2 separate regions of the Homo sapiens genome follow, and region 2 is linked to region 1. The links are chromatin loops, found by intact Hi-C in ENCODE. Cell type or tissue: mammary epithelial cell. All regions are shown on one strand. Each heading gives the region's core, and the rest is flanking DNA. Links, peaks and the distances in the headings are about the cores only. Region 1 overlaps LOC107986623 (a long non-coding RNA gene). Region 2 overlaps LOC107986623 (a long non-coding RNA gene).

Region 1 (5,386 bases), core at 306-5,305:
CAATATGAAAGTGGGCAAGTTATTGAACCTCTCTACAGTTTTATCGTTTATCAAATGGGTATAATACCTATTTTGCCATGGAGTTACTTTACCAGGTAGATATAAGGGTCTGGTCCATAGCTTGCACACTCAAAGTGTTCAATAAATAGTAACACTTATTCTTCTAATTATTAATTTAGTTCCAAATTTGTGTGTCTACCATAAATGTAAAAATCTAACAGTGTCATTTACTGTTAAAGAGAAAGTATCTAAAGTAAGACTATATTACTGAAAGTCGGTGTGAACTTTGAAGACAAAGCGAACTTGGGGTGCAGCAAGGAAGCTGGATTGAGAAAGAAAAGACTGTATGTATGGTGAGTTGGTGAAAACAGGAGAGAGAAAACTGGTTGCAGAAACTCAGTATCAGTAATTGTAGAAAGGAGTATTGCTATGGTTTCCCTATTGAGCATAGAAGACTGCTCATTAAATCCAGTTTAAATAAGAGAAAAACACTACCAGAAATCATATAGGAGTTTGGTCTTTTCAGCCTGCTATTTCCTATAGAAATAATTACAATTGCATTTTAATATCTGAAAAACATTTCAGAGCAGAAAGGGTGATGTAATTGCACTGAGAAGGACAATAGATGTAAAATTTCTGAAAAAATTAGTAAATATTGTGCAAGTATATCATATGATTATTGTCCTTCCTTGCATCTCTGTGCATAATCTTTTCTTTTTTTAAATTTTATGTCCCAATCAAGACTTAGTTTTCTTAACTCTTTGGCTTTCCTGAATGTTACTGCGATTTACTGCAAGGTCAAAGGGCACAGAAATTCAGGTGGTGCAGAAAGTGAAGTGAGAAAAGACTTTATTTTCTCATTAATGTACTTTACTTAAATCAAATAAAAATGCTTGATAAATACAAATAAGTCTTGGAGCAAGAGTAGACAGAATGATAAAGACAAGTTTTCTTCATGCCTGCTAAAGTGTCCTTTTTTTTTTTTTGAGACAGAGTCTTGCTCTGTTGCCCAGGCTGGAGTGCAATGGCGTGATCTCGGCTCACTGCAACCTCCACCTCCCAGGTTCAAGCGATTCATCCTCCTGAGTAGCTGGGATTACAGGCACATGCCACCATGCCCGGCTAATTTTTGTATTTTTTTAGTAGAGGCAGGGTTTCATGGTGTTGGCTAGGCTGGTCTTGAACTCCTGACCTCAGGTGATCCGCCTGCCTCGGCCTCCCAAAGTGCTGGGATTACAGGTGTGAGCCACCATGCCTGGCTAAGCTGTCTTTTGAGTGTAACAGAGGAATCTCCTCATGGGCTGCAGGCTTCAGTGTCCACAAAAGCCAGAGCTGCTCAGCCCAGGTTGGCTTTAAGATTTCAAATCCAGTTCATCAGCTTACATTTCCCATTTGGCAGGGTAGTCTTGTGATTCATTGCCAGTAGGCTCCCTGTGGAGGGATGGTTAATGAGGATTGAAGTTTCATTTAAATTTTCTTTTCAAAAATCTTTTCTTTCCGTGAAGATGAAAGTAAAGAGTTTCCAGACAAGCTTAGCTGGAGTGCATTACACTTCTCTGAAGTTTGAGAATGGCAAAGAAAATGTGAGTAGGAATGTGAGGACTGTGTCTGATTCGACTGGGTGGGACTGCCCAAATGTTACTGCTGAGATGTTTCTTGGGCAGGTACCAATTTGCCTCAGGCATTCAGAGGGCTTACTTCTTCAGGTGGATTGGCCCATTATCTCCTCAGGGCACAAGCCTACCTTCCATCAGAGCTAATGTGAAGGGCATACTCAGTGAATCATGAGCATGCAGACATCAGGGAAAGGGAGAGAGAGAGAGAGAGAGAGAGAGAGAGAGAGAGAGAGAGAGAGAGAGAGAGAAGACTATGGCTGTCCAAAGGAGTCAGCTGGGAGTGGGAGGAGGCTCTTCTGGCATTGCAGCAGACATATTCTTGCCAGGAAGGATGCATTTCTTGAAATTTCTATTCCTGTCTGTAGAAACAGATTTGGGAAAACTTCAGAGCTATGGCATGCCAAATGTAGAGCATGCAAGTTTTCACCTGGCCCACAGGTATCAGCAGGTTGAGACAGATTCTCAAATTGCCAGTAAGGCAGGAAGCGAAGAATAAGAACAGGGAAGATGTTACAGAACAGCTAGTCCCAGCCAAGTGAAGGAGTGAGAAAGACATGATGCATTGTGGGCACAGGCGTGGCTTGCCGCAGCAGACAGCTTCTGACTTTCTTGATGTAGTGATGACTCCTCCCCAGCCCTGCAGAGCATGGGGATTCCAAGTTTGTTGCTAAGTAACAATTTGTCCTAGTTGGAATTAATAAAAGCAGTTTATATAGATGCTGGTCTTTTGAAAAGGTTAGAAGGGTGAAAATGTGGATGAATAAGGAGGATCTGCAGCCAAATTTGAGATTACAACGACTTGGGCTCATTATACCTTAGCTGATAACCCTGATTATATTTTCCAGGGATTTTTGCTTCAATCTTGATTTCACTGGGTCAATTAATTAATAAATTTAGCCAACATTGATTGAGCTAGTTCAATTTCCTGTACCTGAAACACAGTCTTCAGACTATGAGAGTAATTATGGCCAATGTCATCTTATCATGGCACCCATTAAATAACAAGTGAATACTTTTAAAGCAAGATCCCAGCCACCTACATCAGAATCATCTGATGTAGGGGCATTTGCCAAATTTTCTCATCCTAGGTCCCACACCAGATCTGCTATATTAGAATTTAATGCACACACATGTACACGCACACTCAGGGGACCCTTATAATAGTAGTATTTGAGAAGCACTGCTTTTGAATTTTAAACTTTAGGTGGGCAATATTTGCAGAGGCAATTTTTCTCCCATACATACCTTTGTGCCAATTAAAGTGAAGTGCAAACACCTGGTAGTGATGAGCCTTAATTCACATGGCCTCTGAAGAGGCTGGAACTAGAAAGCTTGTCCTTTCCCAGAATCCAGACTGGAATGGCACATTTTTACTATTAACAATTTAAAATAGTAAGTTCTTCCAAATACTAAACCTATCAATTATATATCAGTACATTAAATAATCACTTTGAAAATTGTTTAAAAAAAATCCTTTTCATCTATACTTAATTGTTATTTGCAGTTTAATGTAACCAGTCTTCCATTTATATTGATTTTTAAAAATTTGAATGGCTTTTCTATTTTTCTTGGAATTATGTTGTAGAGCCATACCATAATAGCACATGCTATGTGTAAAGCATGAGACAGAGTGCTTATCATATGCTAATGCTCAGAAAGTGAGTCCTGGTTTTTTCCTCTCCTCCTCTTCTCCTTTTTTCCCCTCTAGATGGCTCCAGGAATTCATAACAGCTATGTGGCAACCACCTGTCTGAATCATGATTTCCTGTTTAAGCCACAGGTCCTCTATTCATCCTATTTATAACATTGGAAATAATTAAAGGTACCATTTGGTTCTTAATTAAAAGTATCTTCTTTGCTTGACTTAGCCCTTCATGTAAACTTGGAGATGTATGCTTCTTACTGCATCATTGCTGTCAACATGGCCAATGGAGAAAGAGAAGATAAATGTGGGAAATCTCTCTACAGAGAGTGTATGGACTCCCTTTCTCTTTTGTTCCCAAATGGGGAAAAAGTAATATCCACATTTGCTCTTTGAGAAAATGAATGAAGCTATATCCTCTCATCAGTGTAATTGCAATTTTGAACAGAGTTTAACTAGACTAAGGACACCTTAATTTATCTCTTAGGCTGACTTCATTGCTGCCCCAGATTAAATATCTCTGCCCTTGGATCAATTACCCAGAATTTTCTAATACAGCAGCTCTGATGACAAGTTTTGGGAGAGAGCATTATCCATTACCCTTCACCTCTATGTATATAATCATACATAATAATCACACAGGAGCCCCTCATGAGGCACAGAGGAGCCATTCTTCTTTGCTGGGGCAATCCTTCCTTAGCTTAGCAATGATAGTACATTTTACTCTCTTCACTGCTATTATACGAGCACTCATGAAAGTTACCATTTATTTTTAGAGATCATTTTGAAGTGTTCCTGAATTACAACCTTAAATCCAGAATATAGGTCATTGGTAGAATGCTGTCTATGTAGCTATGTCTATATAGCTGTATTAACATCTTTATCTATATTATAAATAGTTTTAGACCCATATCTTGTGCTTCTTTTAGATCTTCTTAATTTTTTGGAGCAGAGTTTCTGAGATCACAGATCTTGAAGCATATCCATCTCTACCACATACAGTCTTTGCTTTTCTTGATCTCTAATTTATGTATGGGAAAATACTATTAAACTAGATGTGGCAGGGCAAACTAATTTCCTTTTTCTTTCATTGCAAATGTGACTTCTGGGTTACCTGAATACTACTAGTTTCTTTTCTTCAGTTTAAGTTGTGCTGGGATTTTAAATAAAAAAAGTCAATTTAATTTCCAGTGCTATATGTGTTGAAAACAAAACAAATCCAGAAAAGTTGGGAATCTCTGAGGTCTTTATATTGTTTGAATCTGAAGTTACAGTTTGTGGCAAGTGCGGCTTTCAAAATTAATTTAGGGCCAGGCATGGTGGCTTACACCTGTAACTGCAGAACACTGGGAGGCCAAGGGGTTCAAGAGTAGCCTGGGCAACACAGCAAGATGTGGTGGCTCACGCCTGTAATCCCAGCACTTTGGGAGGCCAAAGCGGGTGGATCACGAGGTCAAGAGATCGAGACCATCCTGGCCAACACGCTGAAACCCTGTCTCCACTAAAAATACAAAAATTAACTGGGCGTAGTGGCATGTGCCTGTAGTCCCAGCTACTCGGGAGGCTGAGGCAGGAGAATCGCTTGAACCGGGGAGGTGGAGGTTGCAGTGAGCCGAGATTGCGCCACTGCACTCCAGTCTGGTGACAGAGCAAGACTCCATCTCAAAAAAAAAAAAAAAAATTAGCCAACATGTTGGCATGTGCCTGTAGTCTCAGCTGCTCTGGAGGCTGTGTTGGGAGGATCACTTGAGCCCAGGACGTTGAGGCTGCAGTGAGCTATGGTTGCATCACTGCACTCCAGCCTGGCTAACAGTGAAATGCTTTGTCTAAATAAATAAATACATAAATAAATAAAATTAATTTAGAAACAAAGTTAACATTAATGAAGAAATTTAAGAAACATAGTGGAAGAGACCCAGAACATTGAAAGAATTCTGATGCTGATGTCAATTTTGTATTAATCTTGGGGTTCTAGATTTTTATGAGAAACTGACTATGGTGCAAAATCACAAAGCTCATGAGTTGGGTGTAGGGCTGGTAGAGGGTGATGCTTACAGAACATGTCTAAATGGCAGAGATTTCCTGAATTTCATTTGCATTAAGATGGTTATTTCTAAAAACTGCTACC
Region 2 (5,386 bases), core at 272-5,271, 130 kb before region 1:
TTATCTAAATATTGAATGATCTTTTTCTAGGCTAGTGCAGAATGCATTTTCAAAACGGTAGGTTGTGAAATACTGCTAATGGGGTCCTTATAAAATAAACACTAGAGTAATAGAGCTAGTTGTTTTTGCATTATGTTCTCTTCAGGAACCAGTTCTTTATGAGTATTCAACAAATATTAAATAATTAGGGTTATAGCTAAGGAAGCACAGCCAAAGGCTAAGTGGTGTTTTCAAGGTTGTAAAATGTGTTAGCAAGGAAACCTGGGACTGAAATGAAGAGTTCTTCGCTTCTTCCTGGGGCTTGGATCACTACGCCCCTCTATTTCCTTAATCGCGTAAAACCATTGGGTTCCTTACTAACTCCTAATCCAGTGCTCAGTTAGGCAAAATTTGGAAACCTTCAGGCAATGACCTGTTTTTCAATGGAAAAACGTATTTACTTCCAGCTGGAACACATCGAGACAAGCCATTTGTCTTATAGCCTCATTCTTGCCAAAAGACTGGAAAATAACTTATTAGTGAGTCTAACATCTCAAGAGCCACAACAACAGCTGCACTGAATATAGAACACACAGAATGACTGGACACTGTGAAACTGGGTTGACGGAAACCAATGCAACAGTAATTCCAGGACTTGCTTTGATTTTTTCAACGGAGTGCAAGTTAGAGGGAAAATTTCATGCCTACACGATCAGATTGACTTAGCCTGTCTGTTCATCTGTAAATTGTCTTTGTAGCATTTGTATATGTGCTGTTTAAGATCATTGTCAAATTAATAATTGAGGTTTGTGATTGAATCATAATTTTAGAACCTCTTCCCAACTCAATATTCTCAATTAAACCAAATAGACTACTGGGGAGATAAACTCTGTTAAAAATATATGTGTATAGTTATAAAACTCCAATACTTTATGAGATCAAAGGCAACCAGCTTCAAATATGCACTCCCATCACACTGTTGAACATTTTGTGATTTAATGAATTAAATAACCTAGAAATTACATCATTTACCAAATATATGAATTTAACGGGTACAGTTTCCATACAGTGATATTTGCCTTTCAGCCAGTTGGCAGTAGCATTTATGGAAAATCTTCTGGGTCTTGGGCATGTTTAAAAAATTAAGAGGGAAAAATTCCAATTCTTTACTATTTCATTTCTTTAAAAATCTTGTTTCTGCTAGTTTAATGTAAAAATTTAAAAGTTGAAGGTGAGTGTTGTCACCTAAATGTTGACCACTTAAGTGGTTCTGAGATATTAGACAGTTCAAACTTTGATAGTTTAGAATAGGAAAATCAATTATCTTTTAATTAAAATTAAATTTATTTCACAATTGGTCCCATTATGGCAATGGGTGTACACTCTCTCAATAGTGACACAATTGCTAAATAGCAGTGCTTCAGTGGTATATATACAGTTTGAATGTTGATCAGACATTTACAAATATTTACTGAAATAATTGATATTTGTGTGGCATATAAGCACTAGTCCTAGAAGTATAACAGAAATAATTATAATCAAAAAAGGATATTAAAATCCCAAAATAATTTCTAATGACCTACTAATGTAAGTTATGATTTTAATTATTATTGAAAACCAAAGATGGTAACTAAAGTAATAATAATATAACAAAATAAATGAATGCTATTATTTACCATACATTGTATTTTAAGCACTTTTTCTTATTGAATTCCACAGTAACCCAATGAGACCACTTAAATGATTTTATAGGTGAAGAAACTGGGTCTCAGAGAGATTAAGGTCATATAGCTAGAAATTTGCAGGGCCAGTCTTTTAGCACAGCCCAGTATGACTCTAAAACCTTTTAATGCTCTCCTGCATTAAGTGTTCAAAGATGTTACAGAGCCGTATTTGAGTCTGGAACAGTATATGTATATCAGAATGAGAGCCTTCTCTCTTCTTAGTAAGTACAAGTGTACTTAACAGAATTGGAGTAGATGTTATTTGCCCATTCATTTGCCTGAAAGATAGGTAGAAGAAAGAGAAAGTACAAAAAGAATGTGTGCGTGAGCCTATATGTAGTTTTTTTCTAAAAAATATACAGAGTCTGAAGGGACGGTGCACATATTTTGCAAATTTGTTTTACAAGTCATGTAGTGTGAAATTCTAGCACCATTTTCATTGAAAAAAATAATTTACTGCTGTATGTGTATATCTTACAGAAACAGCTTGTAATTTAAAGCCATCTACAAGAAGGATTGTGATTTTAAATGTGATCAAATAAATCTTGGGATACTCTGCACAACATTGAGAGGATCTTGCAGAAGAAATGCAAAACCATATATAGCAACTCTCAATAATTATTTTACCAGTCAGCTTGGAGCATAACCTGGAAATTGAAACATTCTTTTTAAGCTTGTATATTAAAGTAAAAATGCCTGAAAAATTATTTGGTATGATAGGAGAATGCAGGGATAGCAAATTCTATATCCAACTCCAGTTCATTGATAGTTGCTATCTGGAATAGCATGGGGTTGAGAAGGATTATGAGGCTATGTCTGAGCTCAGAAAAAAAAAGCTGTGATTTTTTAGTAATATCTACCACAGATGAGACATGTGGGCATGGTCACACATGTGCCATGCATTGTTTTGCCTGAGTAGTGTTTTTTCCCCATGAATTTTATTATGGAATCTTCAGATATGAGATCATCAAAAACAAAGACAGTATCTAATTCATTTTATAGGATAACCAACTGTCCTAGTTTGCCAGGTACTAAAAAGGGGTTTTCCAGGATGTGGTAATTTCAATGCTAAAACTGATAGAATCCTGGAGAGTTGGTCACTGTATTTTTTTTTAAACTTTTAACTTTGAAATAAGTATAGACTTGTCATAGGAAGTTGCAAAAAATAGTACAGAGTCCCATGTATCCTTCCCTCAGCTCCCTTCAGTGGTGACATCCGACATAGCTACAGCGCAATACCTATTTTTGTATCTCCCATCAGCGTCAAACACCTACACACTCATTCAGCCAGTGTATTGAATGAATGAATGAATGAATGAATGCTGTCAGTTGAGACGTACCTTATTATAGTTTTACCCTGTTGCCCTAAAGAAACAGGTTGTTTCCAAAGCTTAAAAACTATGCAAAGAAGCACTTCATTTAAACACAGGAAAAGTGGGAAGAGTATAAAATCCTCTTTAAATTGGCCTGTAGACAAAGGAAGTTGGTATCATAAGATGAACACGGAACTGTGATTTTTAACAGAGAGATCTAGCACCATGGTTCAAATCTCAGTTTAATAATGCAAAACTATGAGTTTTCTTCAATTTCTAGGCAGTTGTAAAGATAAATTCTAGTAGTTTTGAAAGCATGCTTAGTATGCTTTAGCTTATTATTTAATATAGAGTTATAAACATAGAGAAGCTGGCAGCTGTGAGTGAGCTGGTGAATCATCGAGATTCAGTGTGGGATAGACAAGCAGAGCAGAATTTTCTTATCTTGGTAAGAGACAACTAAGCTGAAAGTGATCTGGGATGCTTTTTAGGCGGTGCAGACATAGGTTTGTTTTCGTCTTTAGAAAATGCTCGGTTTGGAAATTATCCATGTAGCAATAGCATGAGTCAATGATTTGAACTTACGGGGAAAATCAGAGTTTTATCTCTTCTAAGCCATTATGATGTGTGCGCACGCGCGCGCGCACACACACGGTATCTAGTAGACCTAGATACTACAGGCAAAGCTGACTTAAAATTTAGAGCATCTTAAAAAAATGTGATCTAAGAAAAGACCGCTTTTCTCCTTTTTTTATTGGTATTTAATTTGGAGCTCTTGTATCTAACTACAAAGTTCATCCTGATTCTAACTCAAAACCAATCTCCAGTAACGTAGATTTTGAGACTTATTCTATCTTGTCTTTGACCTCATATTCACCTTTTGCCTCCAGCACTATTCATCCTCACCTTTCCTTTTTTTCTGTAATTTGTTTTCCTGCTTTTGTTTCTTTCGTCACCTCCCCGTAGCTGCAGCAAGGAGGAGTGTACATAATTTTATTATAAGCCTTTCTCTTCAATGTGTGATTAAACCTTTCTTTGAAGTCTGTAAAATTGGACACCAAATGACCTCTAAGAAATTAAAGGGTACTGTATTTCATTATACCGATGCCCAAAAGATACTCTTTTAAACTGATTAGGGGAAATTTTGCCTTCCATTAAAAGACTGAAATCAAAGTTGTCTGTGTGTTCCTGACAAATAGGTTAACATAAAGTCTTTTTTCTTAGAATTCTACTGATGTCCTATCTTTCTATACCATACGCTTGGAGCAGGGCAAGGGTGGAGGAAGACAAAAGAGGGGGCATCAAACCTCACCACTCCTATCAAACAGGTCACTGGTCCTACCTGCTGGGCATCTTGCTTCCGAAAAGAAAGAAGCCACCGCACCTCACCCCACCTGGGACAAATCTTCAGTGAGGAAGCAAAGCTGCACTGTGTGTTTGCTCACATTGTGTCTACACACGTACTGTGTGATTGAAGTTAATTAAAAGCAAAGACAAATAGAGGAAGACACACGCTTTGATGCCAAACAAGTGTTTTTGGCAAATGTTTCCCCTTCTGTGATTCCATTCTTTGTTCTGGATGGTTGAGCTGCAGAAGTTCAGGCAGCTGCGATTTTTAGCCCAGTATTTTCTTCACCTCCCAGGACCCTGCTGGCATAACTGTCCTTAGTGATTGATGGGGCTCCACACCCTCCATCTAGGGGGTGGCCCACCTGCAGGAAGGCTCCTGGATCAGGGGCACACACAAGTGGCTTGTCCTACCTCTACATTCCTGGGAGAGCTGGGGCTCCCAACTTCCTTTGTGTGAAGTGAAAGAATAGAACTGATTTACAGGGTAAATAAAATATCAGAGGAAATAGAGGTTAGCTGTTACTTATGGCTAAGAGAGATTTATGAGATTACATAGTAACTGAAACTACACTTTAAGCTATAGTCATTATGGTCTACATAGTTCCATACCTCATTAGAGAAAAAAAAATGTGAAGAATGGAGAACACTAAGTCCTTCTTCTGTTTTTAAAAATGTTTCTGGTTGGTGCAGATGTGATCCATAATCAAAAGAACACTCTACATTTTTATAGCATCTTTCCACAGCAGGTTTCACTAGAGACTATAAATCCTACTCTAACAGAGCTGAGTGGAAAATCCTTCTATTTTATGCTTGGAGAAACTGAGGCTCAGAGGCAGCCAGGGCTTTAAGGTGTACGCAAGAAGCAAATGGCTGAAGCAAGAGCACCTGGAAATTTTATTTCTAGCCTGTTTTTGCCTCTCAAAAAAAGTCGGTGAGTAACAAAAAAGGGAAAGGGGGAAAAAAACCAGTATTGGATTCATTGATATGCTAGGCAGCACCCAATATTCAATTCCATTTCAA

What was found. A loop is a pair of places that touch in the nucleus more often than their neighbours do. Peaks named below come from ENCODE experiments on the same cell type or tissue, not always from the same donor. Only the 100,000 strongest peaks of a DNase experiment are listed, where the experiment ranks them.
Region 2: a loop joins it to region 1, with 1.9 times the contacts of the local background. A loop is called at or near these places in 1 of 110 quality-filtered maps.

Annotation. Positions count from the first base shown.
Region 1 is chr6:90,843,673-90,849,058 of GRCh38, forward strand. All of the region lies in intron 2 of LOC107986623 (a long non-coding RNA gene), which reads left to right. Among named protein-coding and RNA genes, the nearest start is that of MAP3K7, 260 kb to the left of the region's middle. In mammary epithelial cell, for the core only: a CTCF peak has its summit at 3,322 (motif pointing right); DNase peaks (open chromatin) are centred at 2,059 and 3,339; H3K4me3 peaks cover 158 bases; H3K27ac peaks cover 2,022 bases.
Region 2 is chr6:90,711,822-90,717,207 of GRCh38, forward strand. The region is part of intron 2 of LOC107986623 (a long non-coding RNA gene); the gene reads left to right. Among named protein-coding and RNA genes, the nearest start is that of MAP3K7, 130 kb to the left of the region's middle. In mammary epithelial cell, for the core only: no CTCF peak of the experiment used is centred there; a DNase peak (open chromatin) is centred at 2,710.